2 separate regions of the Mus musculus genome follow, and region 2 is linked to region 1. The links are chromatin loops, found by intact Hi-C in ENCODE. Cell type or tissue: gastrocnemius. All regions are shown on one strand.

The links. A loop is a pair of places that touch in the nucleus more often than their neighbours do. Peaks named below come from ENCODE experiments on the same cell type or tissue, not always from the same donor. Only the 100,000 strongest peaks of a DNase experiment are listed, where the experiment ranks them.
Region 2: it touches region 1 in a loop (7-fold over the local background); 8 of 42 quality-filtered maps call a loop at or near these places.

What each region holds. Positions count from the first base shown.
Region 1 is chr3:59,205,521-59,213,520 of GRCm38, forward strand. All of the region lies in intron 15 of Med12l (mediator complex subunit 12-like), which reads left to right. It overlaps P2ry13 (purinergic receptor P2Y, G-protein coupled 13), which reads right to left and starts at 5,362. Exons shown (of 2, transcript NM_028808.3): 1 at 5,302-5,362; 2 at 2,372-4,838. The coding sequence starts at 4,835. The coding sequence ends at 3,822. In gastrocnemius, a CTCF peak has its summit at 3,580 (motif pointing left); no DNase peak of the experiment used is centred here; H3K4me3 peaks cover 1,470 bases.
Region 2 is chr3:59,074,982-59,082,981 of GRCm38, forward strand. Med12l (mediator complex subunit 12-like) reads left to right here. Exons shown (of 44, transcript NM_177855.3): 8 at 854-1,003; 9 at 1,714-1,813; 10 at 2,052-2,188; 11 at 7,972-8,000. Among named protein-coding and RNA genes, the nearest start is that of Gpr171, 23 kb to the right of the region's middle. In gastrocnemius, CTCF peaks have their summits at 2,501 (motif pointing right) and 4,480 (motif pointing right); a DNase peak (open chromatin) is centred at 4,491.

The sequences.
Region 1 (8,000 bases):
TAATCTAACCTTAGACACTCATTTCTAAGAGGGCTGGGCAGCAAGTCAGTTGTTTTTATGTAGCTCAGGGTGGTCTGAACTTTGTAACTCTCTCTGTAGACCAGGCTGGCCTCAACTTCATCCTCCTGCCTCAGCATCCTATATTTAGAAAGTAGGATTATGTGAGTCCCATGACGGCTGGATTGCCAGTCAGTTTCAATGGGAAGTACGGGCCTTCATAGACATTTAGGGGCGTGATCCTAAATGTGCAGGTCAAACTCGCGGCACCAGTGTCTCCTGAAGGCTTGCACTAAGCCTTGCTGGGCTGTGTCCAGCCGTCTGTGTTTTAGGGTCTTCTCAGCTGATTCTGGTGACCACTAAAGCACCTAGCAATTTCTAGCAATGCATCCTTTACTTTTATGATGCATATTGGGCCTCTAAATGAAGTTCAGAATGTTCAGGTTTGTTCCTAGGCCCTTCAAATGCTTTGTAACTTCTGTAGTAACTAGGGCTAGAACCTTGTAAACTCACTCCTTTCTTAGACAGCAGACACTGCATAGCCTGGGCTGTCCTGTTCTGGGTGGTTTCTCCTGTTGAACTTTGTGGGAACGGACCTGATGGGCTCCTCTTTGTCACTGGCATCCTGTCCATGTCACCGAGCTGAGAATCATCATGGCATCTCCGCCCCTCCCCTGTTCCCGTGGTAGAATAACTTCCTGTGGTTTCTCTACAATGTTCCCCTGTGTGGTAATTACACTCCCATCTTTTCCCCTCATAGAAGATGTTTGGAGGCCTCACCCTAATTATCCAGTGCAAATAATTATATCTTAGCTTTTGATAAAAGCCCACAATTTTGCTGTGAGTTCAGCTCATATACCGCATCAGAGCGCTATTTTTTAAAAAGGAGTTTTGGGGTTTATTGAGAAAGGGTCTAATACAGATTTAAGCACAGGCCTGTGGGGAAGCTGAAGATGACAGAATTATACATTGCTGTGCTCTGTCCCAGAGCAGACTAAGCATCTGAAGGCCCATCACTTCCTTCTTTTCATTCTTTGCTCCTTGTTTATGGCCAAGTTACATATCAGGCCATTCTATAAATATTCTACAGTTTTGAATCTGCCTTGAGAGCTTAGAGGTTCCCATAGGGAATGTAACTTTAAGATAGGTCTAATGCCCCTCTTCTCTAGGTTCCTGGCAACTCTGTTGTACAGAGCAGACCCTCTGCTTTTGTTGCTGTTGTTTTGAGAGAAACTTGCTGCCTGGAAAAGCGGTAGTGACTGGTGATCCCCACATAGACACTGATGCGCTGGGATTACATAAGAGTGTGCCACAACACTTGACTGGGCAATCTACTTCTGACTATGGTATTATAATGGAATGAAGTGTTTGAACTTATGAATCACAGATTGAAGTTATATCTGGAAATACCGTTCTTAAAAGTGTATATATTAGCCAGGCGGTGATGGCTTTAATCCCAGCACTTGGGAGGCAGAGGCAGGTGGATTTCTGAGTTCCAGGCCAGGCTGGTCTACAGAGTGAGTTCCAGGACAGCCAGGGTTACACAGAGAAACCCTGTCTTCAAAAACAAACAAACAAACAAACAAACAAACAAACATGTATATATGAGTTGTAAATTTATGTAGAGGCAATTGAAATTGTCATCAAAGGTAAGCTATATAAGCTATACTACCATGTATGGATTACTATTTAATAATGTGGCTCAGATACAGTTATGTGTAACACAGTATTAGGGTTTTCCTGTGACTGTGTCATGTGCTCTGTAATGGTATATAGGTTTAGTGATATGTGTAATAATACAAATGATTTCATTGTTTTATTTAAGAGACCTAGAATTCACCTAAAGGAGAGCTTTGGGATTTGTAATATGCTGCAGTTACAGGTTTGACTTACCCAGTTACTGGATAACTGGATAAAGCATTGTGTCAGTAGCCTTAAAATTCCAATGTTTGGTCTCCTTGTTTCATTTGTGCTCTTTCCTAGCCCAGGTGGGCAGCATTTCTCCTCAGCTCTAGCACGCACATGATAGGAAAGCAACTATACAGAGTTCAAGAGCTTAAGCTTCCATTTTTAAAATTTTTCTTTTTCATCTAGGTGCTGATCAGATCTAGGATCTTGTACATGCTGGGCACAGGTCCTACCACTAAGCCCCACTACCTGCCCTGGAAGCCTACTCTGTTAATGGTAAATCGATAGGAGCTGGCTGCTTTCCTTTTACTTTTATAGTGCAGTAAAATAAGACCCAGTTGGGCTAGGCATTTTGATGCATTCCTTTAGTCCCAGCACTCTACTTGGAAGGCAGGGGCAGGTGGATCTTTGTAAGTTCCAGGACAACCAGAACAAATAATGACAGCTTGTCAAGAAAAAGGGCCCCTTTTGATTTGTTTTAGCAAAATTTATTAATTGCACAGTGCATATTTAGCAAATTATCCTAAATCAATTCGATAAGTAGATGAGGAATGATGTCACACAGATGAGGAAGTGACTGGGCTGGAGGACTCGGAGGAGGTTGGGCAGGTAAGGTTACCTGGAGTAAGGGACAGCAACTTTGGGTGTCACTAATCAATAGGAACTTACAAAGTGGGTCAGATGGAAGGTTCTATGTACAGTGCAGTGCGGACCAAATGTGCCATATTAAATGGAGTTTGTAAAGGTCAAGATTAGCAAGTGATTCCAGGAAGACAAGGAAGTTCTCTTGCCTCTGTGGCTTCTGAGGCTATGGAAAGAGAGAAGCCAGGATTTCACATTACAGGCGCGGTTAGGGGAAGAGTCGTCGTGTTCTCCAGAAAACCCAGCATCACCAGCCACATATTTTAATTTTCTTAAACCCATAATGAGATCCAGGGAAGTAGATAGGCCCAAATAAAATGAATCAGGCTTTGAAAAATCTTCCCACATGAATATTACTAATGCCAGGCCAACCATCCCCTTGCTCACATGCACTAAGGATAGTGTACAACAAACATCCCGTCTAGGATATCCTTACCCCATTTCTTTTGTAAAAATGTGTGATTTTGCTGTCTTTTTACGAACCCTGTTTTTGGGAAATGTGGCTAAGAATGAAAGCAGTTAATATAAGACAGTGTGTAGCAAGGAACCTAATTTATAGATAAACAGTGAGGGAAATAAGTATTTTCCAACAGGATGCAGATGCTGTTGCCCAGGAAGGTTTTGCTGACTAAACACTTCCCCTCTCTGGATTGCACATGGCTGTGAACTGGCTTTGCCTGTTGCATGTGCCTCTCTTCTGGTGCTCTGTTTAGATGTAGGAGCAGCCCTTTGCACTTGTAAGGAGGAAATCTTTTGAGATGCCTGGGGTTATTTTGACCAACCCACTTTGGTTCCTCAGACTGCATCTCTTTGAGCCCCCACCTTAGCCTTTCCACACAGGCACTGGATATGCAAGTTGGTTGGTTTCTGTTCACAAGTGTCAGCATTCTGAAGGCTGTAAAAGCCAGCCTGGTGTTTTAGGAATTATGTGTGTGAGAGATGGTGGGGTGGTAACTAGAAGGAAGATTTTTCAGGCAAACCTGTTTCCCATTAACCTTTTCCATAGTACATGAATGCCCTTGAAAAGGTGACATCTAGTGGCCATTTGCTGTATTACATGGTCTCTTAATTTATCCTGCTTATAAATACGTCTATGTGGTTAAAATGGGCATAATGTTTTTCCATACACTAGGATAATAAAATGTAGGGAACTGTTTGTTCCCCTCTTTTTTCCTGTAATGCTTAAATGAGGTCTCCACATAAATGATCTTTTGAAATCCCATCCATAAATAGACGTGAGGCCATGCGTGAAATTAACCTGTGGGACACAGTGGTCAGGCTAGGGTGATGTTGTCTGTCTGACTACTGTGGTGGTCTTCGCTTGATCCTGCTGTTCTTGCCTTTCCCCATCTCACACATGGCACCTTTTGTGTGAACTTCTTGCATAAAATTATGTATATTAAGGGGTCCATACAAATGTTAGTTGTTGCCAGAAAGAGAGTTGCTTCTTTAGCAATAAACAGCTGGTTTTCTAACCTACAGTCAGTCTTATTGGTGGTTTGACTGTAAGTGTATGGTATTCTGACAAAATGCAGTGGGGCAAAGCAGACAAAGAAGACAGCCATGACGATAAATACCTTCACCTCCAGCCGCTTGTGCCTGCTGTCCTTACTCCTAAACTTCCTATAGGAGTTGTACACCTTTTTGGTAATCACCGCATAAAACAGAAGCATCAGAATAAACACAGCCCAGAAAATGAACTGGCAGGTGTGACTGACCACCTGATGCCACCACAGCCCAAGGGGACTCTTCAAAGATGCACACTTCTTCACGGATGATGGCGTTGCCTCCTTGTTCAAGATCATGTTTGGCAGGGAGATGAAGAACATCAGGGACCAGACGGAAATGGAGACTGTTTTTGCGAAAGCCGTCTTTTTGACAAAGGTTTTCCTGAACGGCATGATGATCTTGAGGAACCTGTCGAAAGCGATGAGGCCCAGCATCATGATACCCACATACATCGTCTCATAGAAGACCACGGAGGAGAGCGTGCACACAAATCCTCGGAGCTGCCAGGGCGCAAGGTGTGAGTCGGAAAGGATTTTGAAAGGCAGCATGAGTGCCATTATCAAGTCTGCCACCAGAGTGTTCTTGAGGTAGACGATAAAGGTGGAATTGCTGGGGATGTGGACGAACACCCAGAGGGCCACGGTGTTCAGCAGGATGCCTGCCAGGAAGACCACAGTATAGAGAACCGGGAACAGCAGCTGTGTCATCCGAGTGTCCCTGGGGCACCGCTCAGACTTGTTGAAGCCCTGCATCCCAGTGGTGTTGATTGTCCCGAGCATCAGCTATTACACATAAACATGCACACAGAGAAAGATTACACATAAGCAGGCATACAAAGGAAGGTAAACAAAGGGTCCTTGTGGATTGGCAGATAACTACTTCTTGTAAAAACAAACTTACTATTTAACTCATTCAGCGGATTTGATTCTTTGGCTAGAGCTTTTTTGAGCACATAGCTTAGTTTTGTTGCTGTTGTTGTTTGGTTGGTTTTTGTTCAGTTTAGTTTTGTTTTATAAAGTCCTGTTAATGTCTACCCTTGTGAAGTCCAAATAGCAAGCACCAATCACTACACGGCGGTGACAGAACCTAATTTAAGATGTAAGAGTACAGGGTAGTGTGTCATGCGTTATGAAGTACCTTATGCTTGCAGCCCGTGATTACAGAATATTATATTTAGATTTCTAGAAAATTTAACCACCTTTTACCTTTTATAGCAAGCAAATTCATAAGAAAAATTAAACTGACCTTTGTTTTGGAAGAGACTCAGCTGTATGAGTTGTGGCAGTTACTAGCTCAACCCACGAATAGCTTGTGAAGTAAAGGTTCTGCTTTCTTATACTGCTTTTCCTTCCTCATTTCCCCTTGTGGGCTTCTGTAATACCCACATTTTCTAGAACCTCTTTGTCTTTAGACCTTTGGAGCATTTACCAGTAGTTATTGGTTGCGTGTTCTGAGTATTGAATCCAGTGCTGTCACCGGCTCTGCAGGCACGCCACCACGCCATATTCTTAACATGTGGTCTATTTTATTATATTAAATTATATGTGTAAGGGCGCATATGCATTCAGGTGCCCTCAGAGGCCAGAAGTGTTGGATTCCCTGGAGCTGGGGTCCAAGGTGACTGTGAGCTGCCTGGAGTGGGTGCCAGGAAAATCCCTTTAACCGCCGAACTATTTCTCTAGGCCCAGTGTTTTACTTTTTATTATTCACATTCAGCGACCTTATTGAATACTTCATATGTAATAGTAGGAGTTAAAATGATGAAGAAAATAGTATGAAATTACAATCAAGTAGGAGGAGAAGACTTGATCTGAAAATCAAATCATCTTCTGTCCCTTACAGCCTGGGCGTGCAAGAAGTTTGTATGTCTAAGGCTAGGCTTTGGTTGTTGGTTGCTTGTTTGTTTTGCTTTGTTTCCTTTCTTCAGACATTGCTGTTAGTCTTTTGATCCCTAGATCTGTGGCAGATTATGAGTCACATTTCCCAAGAAGTGGTAGCTATTATTCCTGGACCTCTGCATTATTCGGTATTATGTTTAAACAAATGTTTTAAGAGCTATATACCTCATTCTCTCATGTAGCAAGTTTGAAATCATCATCTACTTCATAGGAGTGTGGGGGAGGGGGACCGATGGACCGACCCAGGGCACATCAGTGAAAGCTAAACATGCCAGCCGCTCATTGCTTGGGTTCCTTGAATTGCCCAGTTTGAGTGGAGCTACAGTGTGGCACTTTTAGGAAGCCCTTTTGGGAAACCACCTCCATTCTTGAGACTTAGAGAAGTTTTGAATCAGGGCTGGCCTCAGATTGGTACAGTGTTTCGTTTTAAATCTCAGGGAGTGTGCAGAAAGTTACAATGTGTGACAGTCTGCTTCCCTGCCCGACAGATGAAGGGAAAGAGGAAATCAGATGATCCTGGGGAGGATGTGTGGTTCTCTATGGCAAGTTTCACTTCACCGTTCTTGCCACGCGCTTACCGTAGAGATGGACCGTCTTCAGGGTTTGGCTAACTAGTAATTCCTATATTACTTGGTTGAGAATTTGGAATCCATTGATTCCACATTTGAACATTTTAAAATGAAATGTACTGTGTTTCCAGGGAACGTTGGTTAACTCTAGGGAATAAATGGCACATTGTAAAAATTTTCTTTTTGGCTAAAATATGTTAGGATTTACTGATGTAATGCCCCTTAACTTAAATATATATCCTTTTGCTTTATAAGAGGATAAAAACCTAGCAAAATCAATATTTTAAAGTAGGTTTATTGTTAATTTTAACCATAAACACAGTCAATTTTAAATTTCTCAATAGCCCCCAATCCAATATAACATTGAAGGTCTGGAAATTTTTACTTTAAACAAGGGAAATTCTGTACAGGATAATTTCATAATATGAGAAGTAGAAATCACATTTTGGTCAAATTTCAAAATGCCAAATGTGGGAAACTTTGAAAAGAGGAACTGATCAGCAATGGACATTTCTAGGGTCACAAAGGTACATTCTTTTGGTTGTGAAATACATATTTATTGTGAGTGTGTGAGTGTGTGTGTATGTGTGTGTGTGTTTTCCTTCAGTGGGTTAGTTATATCTTTCCAACATGTGGGTTTCATGGATTGAGCTCTGCATGGTCATGGTTGGTCTTCTCTAGCTGAGTCATCTTCATAACTACTACACACTTGTTAAATGAGAGCTCCCCTTGGTAAGTTCCTTAGCTGATATTTGTTGGAAAGCCTGTTCCTCTTGGAAGGGCCTCTCTGCACGCTGCTCCCTAGGCCTGTGTGGAAGTGCCATCTCCAAGCTGCGGGCCGTAGCTCCAAGGGCTTGTCCACCTGTCGCTTTTTGTTCCCCTCATTTGGGAAGTTATTTATACTCACTCTGAAATACTTGCCCCCTTTTTATGATGAAATACACAACAGTGTCCTTTTCATATAGTTAGGGGTAAAAGAACGTCCATCATATGCTCACAGTGAGGCCTGTCATGGACGATGTCATGCGAGCTTCCTCAGTCAATGAAAAAGAAAATAGGAATACTGTGGGCTTATTAGTTCACGAAGGCCGGGAAGGAAGAACTAAAAAACAAAAAACAAACAAAAACAAACAAACAAACAAACAAACAAAAAAACCCCATGCATTGAAAAGTTTCAGTGTTTAGGAGCCTGCTGAATAATTTAAAGACTGGAATAAATTAAAGACTGGAATTCTAATATGCACTAAGAATAGACTCAAAGTAATAAAATAAAAATAGCTATGGTATTATAGGTAACTATGTTATCACAGCCCTTACAATAACAACATAGTCCAGTCTTATTTTAGATGTGAAAATCAAAATGAAGAAATTAAGCACCTTCCCAAAATAGTGTTAATAGAGACCACCACTAACTCACCACTGGCCCTAGAATTTGCACTTAGAGCCTGCCTTGTCCCAACCCCACCACACCCCTGAG
Region 2 (8,000 bases), 130 kb before region 1:
AGACAACAAAAGTAACCAAACTACTCTCACAGCTTTATTCTTTTAGAAACATCTCAAGTAGTGAGACATGGTAGTAAGTTTGGGTTTAGGCACTGTGTTAAATAGTGATATATTAAGCCATTAAGTTCTCAGAATTAACCTTGAGATACAGGGAACATCATTGATTGATTGACACCTAACTCATGGAACAGCAGCGATGAATGTAGAAACTGCTTCTTACAAGCTGGCTGAGTTTTTTTTTTTTTTTAAGTGTCCATAAAAGTTTAGGATAGAGTTGGGTGATTATATTCTCTAGACCAAACCTAGCCCATGATGCAAGAATAAGCTTCACATTTTTTACTGTGTAACTGAAACAACCAAAGAGAATGTGTGACAGAAACTGTAGGTGGCTGGCAAAGCTGAAAATATTTGTTGTCCAGATTTTTATAGAATAATTTGGATTATTCCTATATCGGGTTACCTTTCTGCTGAGAATTTATAACTTTTTAAGGCACCCTATTTAATAAGTAGTGTTAAAGTTATAATCTCAGCACTTAATGCCCTAATTGTATTCCTTCTTGTTTAACAATAAAGAATCACTTGAAGTGACAAATAAATTACTCATCTCCCTATAGTTCCTGTGTTGGAATATTAGCTAATAAGTTATACTTTATGTCTTAGTAGTTGTGGTGGTGACCCTGAGTTTTGTCTTACCAGCTGGGTAGCTGAGAATGGGAAAGACATTTGCATATTAAAATCATCTGTAGGAAATGGTAACCTCATTATATATGGGAAAGGGTCGTTTGTATTGAAGTTGTTGTTAGTACTTTTCTTCTTCCTCTAAGTGTCTGGAATATCTCTGCTTTATTTCTAGACTGTCACTCTGTGTTGCCCAAGTGCCTTGGTGTGGAATTATTCCACCAATGAAAATAAGATCTCGAATCCAGGCTCTCCCCTGGATCTGCTGCAGGTCGCCCCGTCCAGCCTCCCCATGCCGGGTGGGAACACGGCTTTCAATCAGCAGGTAGACATTTGCATCACCGCTTTTACAAGTGTTTTCATTGCCCAGAGGCACCTGGGTATGGTGGCCCGTGCCTTGCCATGGCATCTGAGCTATCTTAGTGCCTGTCCCAGCTCTGCCGTGACTCTAGGGGACTTTGGGGCTGTTTCCCCCACTTTTTTCTTTCAAAATACAGATGTTCATAGATCAGGCACCCAGGCAGCTGTCACCCAGGCAGTTTTGGTGATTCTTCTGATCTTCATTGTGAGCCCTGGAATAATAGTTTGTGACGTTCAGTAATTACGTGTTTTTATTTGTGCTACATTGTTTGCTTCAAGATTTATGCAGCCTCAGCTTTGGGAAGATGCCTAACACTTACCACAAGATACTTGGCTTTCACTAAGTTGTTTTCTGTAAGCTACTGAGGGGTTGCTTGTTCCTTTCTTGCTTTGCCCAGCAGCTCAAAGATATTCAAACGGCTGCCTTGTCTTACATGTGAAACCAACTGCACTTGTTACGTTTTCCTCAGGTGTTTATTTTTGCAAGTATTTATTACTGAACCAAATCATCACGTGTAAATCTCAAAGGGCTCAGCTCATGCAGGAATTATGTCTCCCACGACACAGTTAAGATCGTGATTCACCAGAGGGTACGGTGCTCACAGAAGACTTGACACGATTTGGGCAGCCATGGAGTGTCCGAGTACAAGTTAATTTGAAGTGTTTATGTTTCAGGTTCGGGCAAGGATTTATGAGGTAGAACAGCAGATAAAGCAGCGAGGCCGTGCAGTGGAAGTTCGGTGGTCTTTTGATAAGTGTCAGGAGTCGACGGCAGGTACAGTGCATCATGGGAGAGGGAGTGCGTCGGAGTAGTGGGCTTTATGCTTTCTCTCGTTCCAGTGAAGCACTGCGCATGAGTGAAGGAGCATTAAGCCTTTAGCTACCAGCAGCCCAGAGTGTCTGGTTTAGTTCTTGCCATTCTTTGGTAGTGTTTGCTGAGAATATAGATCAGTTTCCCTTGTATGGTCCTTTTTTTAAACTATGATATCTGTTTCCTTAATTTCTGAATCCAGGGGTGACTATTAGTCGGGTCTTGCATACACTGGAAGTCTTAGATCGTCATTGTTTCGACCGAACTGATTCCAGCAATTCAATGGAGACTCTTTATCATAAAATTTTCTGGGCAAACCAAAACAAAGATAACCAAGAGGTATTTAATATTCCTTTTCTTTTTTTTTGTCTTATTTTCTTCTTGTTCACTCAGTTGTGGCAAAGTCTTTAGTCTGATGTGTTTCTTACGCAAGCAGGTGCTTTAATGATCTTTCTTTTTTGGAACCACGGTGACTCACCATCATGGTAGTGAATTGTGTATTGGGTGGGATCTGCCTGGATGTGTTGATGTGGGATACTTTTTAACCTCTAATCATCGTCTCTACATTTCAGTTTTAGCTCGCTGTTTGTTTAATGATTGACGACTGTATATAGAATATTTGGCTAATTTGGAGTGTAATTTAGTCTCTAGCACAGCAGAGGGCAGCACATGGCTATAAATGGGCATGGTCTTTGAAAAGCCTTAATTACAATTATTTTCCCCCTCTTAAAAGATTGTAAATATAAAGATTTCAATGAAGGTTTTCTTATTCAGTCTACAGAGAAATAAAAGTATTATTTTGGTAATGAAAAAAAAGCCCCTCATATATACAGCTTGTGTTAGATTCGAAGGAATACTGAGGTAAGTTTTAGCTCATTTTCAAAGGAAACACTTTAGCTAACTTGTTAGGTCTCGTTGGGTTTTGAGCTTGCCATTGGTCCTGGGTTTGTGGAAAGGAGAGATGAAACAATTAAGGTAACCAAAACGCTCCATCTCCCAAGCAGGGGCCCGGCACAACATTCCTCTTTGGGAATAATTTGTGAGCTGTTATTGTCTTCTAAAAAACAGGTTCAGGGCTGTAGGAGCCACAAGGGTTCAGTGTGTTAGAAGCAAGCTTTATGTTGAGTGGAGTCTCTGTCTGTCTCTTGGGAGTCTCTGCAGAAGTGGGTTCCTGTACTTGGTAGAGCAGATTGCGTCTGTATGATTCTCAGCTCACATGGTATTCTTTTGTCGCCAAAGACAAGAAACTTTCCATCCCTGTAATCAGGGCCAGTGTGGATAAAATGCTTCAGGAAATCCTGAGATTTTCTCGTTGGATGCGGGTTGCAGGGCTAAGGTGTTGTGTGTGTGTGTGTGTGTGTGTGTGTGTGTGCGTGTGTGTGTCAAGTGACAGTGCTCTTTGGTTTGGGTTTTGCCCAAGCAGATTAAGAACCCTTCAGCCCTGCTGTGCCAACTAAGTCAAGAGTTCCTGCTGCAGGGTGGCGAGATGGTTTTGCAGGTTTGCTGCTCTTTTAGAGAGCCTGGTTTCCCAGCACACACATGGCTGCACAGAGCCACCTGTAACTCCAGTCTAAGAGATCTTTCAACCTCATGTGATCTCCACAGGTACCAGGAATGCATGCGCTGCACAAACATGCAGACAAATCTTACTCATGCCTGTGAATTATAAATAAATACATCCTCAGAAAAAAAAAAATTAAAGCCTTATTCCAGTGGTTCTCAACCTTCCGAATGCTGTGACCCTTTAAGACAGTTCCTCATGTTGTGACGATTCCCCAGCTCTAAAATTATCTCATTACTACCTCATGACGGCAGTTTTGCTGCTGTTACGAATCATAACGTAAATATCTGATAGGCAGGATATCTGGCATGCGACCCCTGTGAAGGGAAACTCAAGTTACACACAGGCAATTTCAAAAGTAAGTGTTAGGGAGGCTGCCTTGTCAAGGATAGAGATGACGTTGCCGTGCTTCAGAATAAATCTCCCTGTGCTCTCAGAAGCCCAGTGACTTTGCAGCAGCCACGTGAAACAAGCCACTGGGCGTATGAGCTTCTGCAAGGTTAAATTCCAACGAGCTTATTCTGTTGTAAAATGAACAAAAATGATTATTGTGGTCGTATAGTTAGTTTTACTGAGAATTTCTCTTAAAATGATATTGTCTGTTTATCTATATGAATTAGTTTTGCGTTGTTGTAATAAAATACCTTGATCAAAAGAAGTTAGGGAAGAAATTATTTTGGCTTACATGCCAGAGGGGCGGGCTACTGCCTTTCATAATAGGCAGGGGATGTGACAGCAGGAGGGTGAAGCTGGCCTGTCAGTTCGGAAGCAGTGTCTTGGTGTTTCATCCCCACACAGAAAGTAGAGAGACTAGGAAATGGGCCCAGGTAATAAGACCCCAGTCTGCCTTCAGTGACACTTCCCCAGCAAGGTTCCACATCTTAAAGGGCCCATAACCTTCCCAACTACCACTGGTTGGAGACCAGGTATTGGAAAATGTGAGGGTGTAGGGGATATTCGTACTCAGACCCCAATGCTACCTGTCTGACTGTATTTGATCTGAGAAAGCAGGGTAGAATTTGAGCCACATCTTAAGGAAGGCATTCTCTGCTATGCATGTGTCATGGTATTCGCCACTAGAGGGCAGTATGGGCTTTAGACCAAGTCCTGGATGATGTAGCAGTTTGGATGGGGATGCAAGAGAGGTTTAATGGTGATTTGAATATTGATTGCATTCTGGGAAGAGATGTGAGTGGCTTTGTGGTTAATGTGGTGCCTTTGAGTAAAACAAAGACAGTATTGTTAACTTTTAGTTCACGCTTCCTAACTTTTAATCTGGGAGGATATCTGTATGGACGGCCCCTTCTGTAACATTAAATATTTAAACATTAATGTTTAAATACTTAAAATGTTAAGTTTATAGCATTAACATCTTTAAAACGTGGCTTTAGTTTTTAATATGCATTTATATTAAGGCATGTATTTATGTATAAGTTTGCAAGTGACAGTTTTACTTGTCCATTTACAATTTTAAATAATGATAACAGACGGTTTTACTTGTCCACTGAACCAAAGAATCAACCTCCCCTCCCCTCCCCTTCCCTCCCCTCCCCTCTCCTCCCCTCCCCTTCCCCTCTCCTCCCCTCTTTTTCTGTTCCCTTTCTTTTTCCCTTCTTATTTGGAGATAAGGTCCTCTGTGGCTCAGGGAGACTTCTGAACTCCAAATCTTCCTGCCTTGCCTGCTTAGTGCTGAGATTGCTGGCGTGTGCCACCGTGCCTGGCTCAGGAGCCACTGTTTTCCTGAGCACTGAGTTACTTGTTATTCCTGGAATTCACATGTAAATATTGGATGGTAGCTGTGTGGCTTAGAGCAAGTTACTCACAGTTGTGTGCTCAGAGTTTTCGCATAGTTATACAACACTTGAGCATGAATATCCATTGAGATTATAAAACATAATAAGTATGTTCCAAAAATTGCTACTGTGGCCAGTAATAAAATAGCTTATATTTTATTGGAAGAACCAACATTATGTACCTGTTCTCTAGTAAGATGGAGATATATTGAGTGGTTGGTTAAGACTCAGATATGTATCTCCCATCTTTAAAATGTACCTCCTTTTTTTCTTGGGTCCTATAATTTGTCCAGGATTGATGTTGCATGCGTGGTGGGAGATAAAGTTAGCAACCTCTCTCTAGTCATGGTGGTTTGATGTTTGCTTTTACAAGGGGTGTTCTTTCTCATACCAGCTGGGGGGACCTCAGCCCCTCCTGTCTCTGTAGTCCTTGCAGACTGCTTTGTAATGGCTAAGAGGGAAATCTGATCCTTCACATCCTTGTAGGAGGTGGAGAGTCCTGATTTGCGTACAGCCTCAGCTTCAATAGTCAGCTAAAGTCCGTTAGAAATTGTAGAGTACAGGTGAGAACATTTGACACCAGGCTCTGCCTGTGGTGAGAGGAGCTGACCCTGCCCGTGCTGGGGGCACGCTTTCACTAATAGCTCATGGAATGTGAGCTGCTTTTACTCTTTCCCTGCTGGGGCGGTGTCAACTTGAGTGCTGCTGTAAAGAAGGTAGGGAATGCACCTTGTGTTTTAGTATTTTTTCCACTCTGTGTCTTATAAAAGGAAGAAATTCTCGCATTCAATTCAGAGCTCAGAGGCTGTCTGACAGTGGCCTCTGGGCCCAGCAGTCACCTGAGGGGAGTGAACCACGGAGCCCTCAGCTTCCCGGTACTGACTAGGCAGTTACTGGTGACCTCATCTCCAGGCCGCCAGGTGGGGAGGGCCCCACAGCTTTGCAGAGCTCTTGGACCACTTCCTTCCTCTTGGCCTCTCTGCTTTTGATCCTGCCTGGTGTGAGAGCAGAGGCTGCACTGCACGTTTGGGCGCTTCAGGAACGTGGAGAAGAGGGAAGACCCAAGGGTGGCAGGCAGGAAAAGCTGCTTTTCAATTCTCTTTCTGGGGCCCCTGTGAACAGACTTCTTTCCAAGTAATGAAACAGCCAGGCCAGATGCCCCAGCCAGAGCAGAGTGCTTCAGGACAGCACAGCATGGGTCGTTTTCTCAGTCTCTGCTCCTAGTATCACCATGAAACTCCAACCGCAAAACCTACATAGTGCTTGTTTATGATGGTTTCATACCAGTTTGTGCTCAAAGTTTAGAGTTCTTAGGTAACAGAAGTCTCAAGTTCAGCATGTCCTGTACTTACCTGAGTCCACCCGGTTTAGGCATTGTGCTTGATTACTGTCACCAGAAATAGGAGGGCTTTGTTTCTTTCTTGGCTGTGCTTGGGCACAGTTACCTTTCTCAGACGCCTGCTCTGTGATGTCAGGGGCTGTGCCTTATGCCTTCCATCACATCCTTAGTCCCTGGCCTCATGCCTGCCACATCATTCCAAGGATGTGGGTGTGTTTTCTTACTTTGGGCTTCTGAGCTCACTGAAAGGCTGCTGGTATGGTGACAGGGAGGAGGATATACCACTAGGATTTGTCTTGAAGGAGAGGGGTTCACGGATTCATGAAAGGTGTATTACAGTTGGTGTACAGTCAGACAAGAGAGGAAGGTATTTGCAAGTGGAGGCAGGGGCATGGCTGACAGGAAGCCCCTCAGCTGTGAAATCAGCAGGCTTTGAGGTACCTGTGGATAATTTGCTTACATTTATAAAAGGGCATGTCATTGCTAGATGACATAAGATGTTGTGAACCCATTATTAGTGCAGCATTAAGTATTCATAGTGCCTCTCATGTAACTAGGCACTTAATAGCAATAGCTACTTAATGTAAGGAAAACAAGTCCATATAAGTATAAGCCAAGGAGGTACCATCAAGTATGTCAGTCAGTTTTCCATTGCTGGGACAGAATACTTAACTGAGGGAAGATTTATTTTGGATCATTATATTGTAGAGGTTTTACCCCATGGTTACTGGGCCTGATGTCTCTGGGTCTATAGTGGATATGAATAATCATGGAGGGGAGTATGTGGTATGCTGATGGAGAGCAGAAGGAGAAGAGGGGAGGGGGAAGGTAGAGAGAGGGGGGAAGAAGGGAGAAAGAGGGGGAAGTCCACATTCTAACCACCTAACAGTGGGGTTGAGTATGCGCCCTTTGTAATAGTATTTCAGTGTCATTGGAGTTCAGTGGTCTCTCTCTCTCTCTCTTTCTCTCTCTCTCTCCCTCCTTCCTTCCTTCCTTCTCCCTCTTTCTTTCTTTCTTTCTTTCTTTCTTTCTTTCTTTCTTTCTTTCTTCCTTTCTTTCTTTAATGTATGTGAGTACACTGTCGCTGTCTTCAGACACACCAGAAGAGGGCATCAGATCCCATTACCAGATGGTTGTGTGCCACCATGTGGTTGCTAGGAATTGAACTCAGGACCTCTGGAAGAGCAGTCAGTGCTCTTAACCGCTGAGCCATCTCTCTAGCCCCCAGTGGTCATTATCTTTAAGGAAACTCTAGTTCTCTTGGAATTGTTTCACATTCAGCTGTATTTTGAGTGTTTTCCTCCCCTGCTTGAGTTAAAGTGATTTGAAAGCACTCTGCTAGTAAAACTTGGGAACAAAGCTTTAAGGATTAGGCAGTCCTTTGCTTGCATTAACGTGATATTGTTGGTACATTTCTCTTGGTCATTAGGTTGCCCCCAATGATGAAGCTGTGGTGAC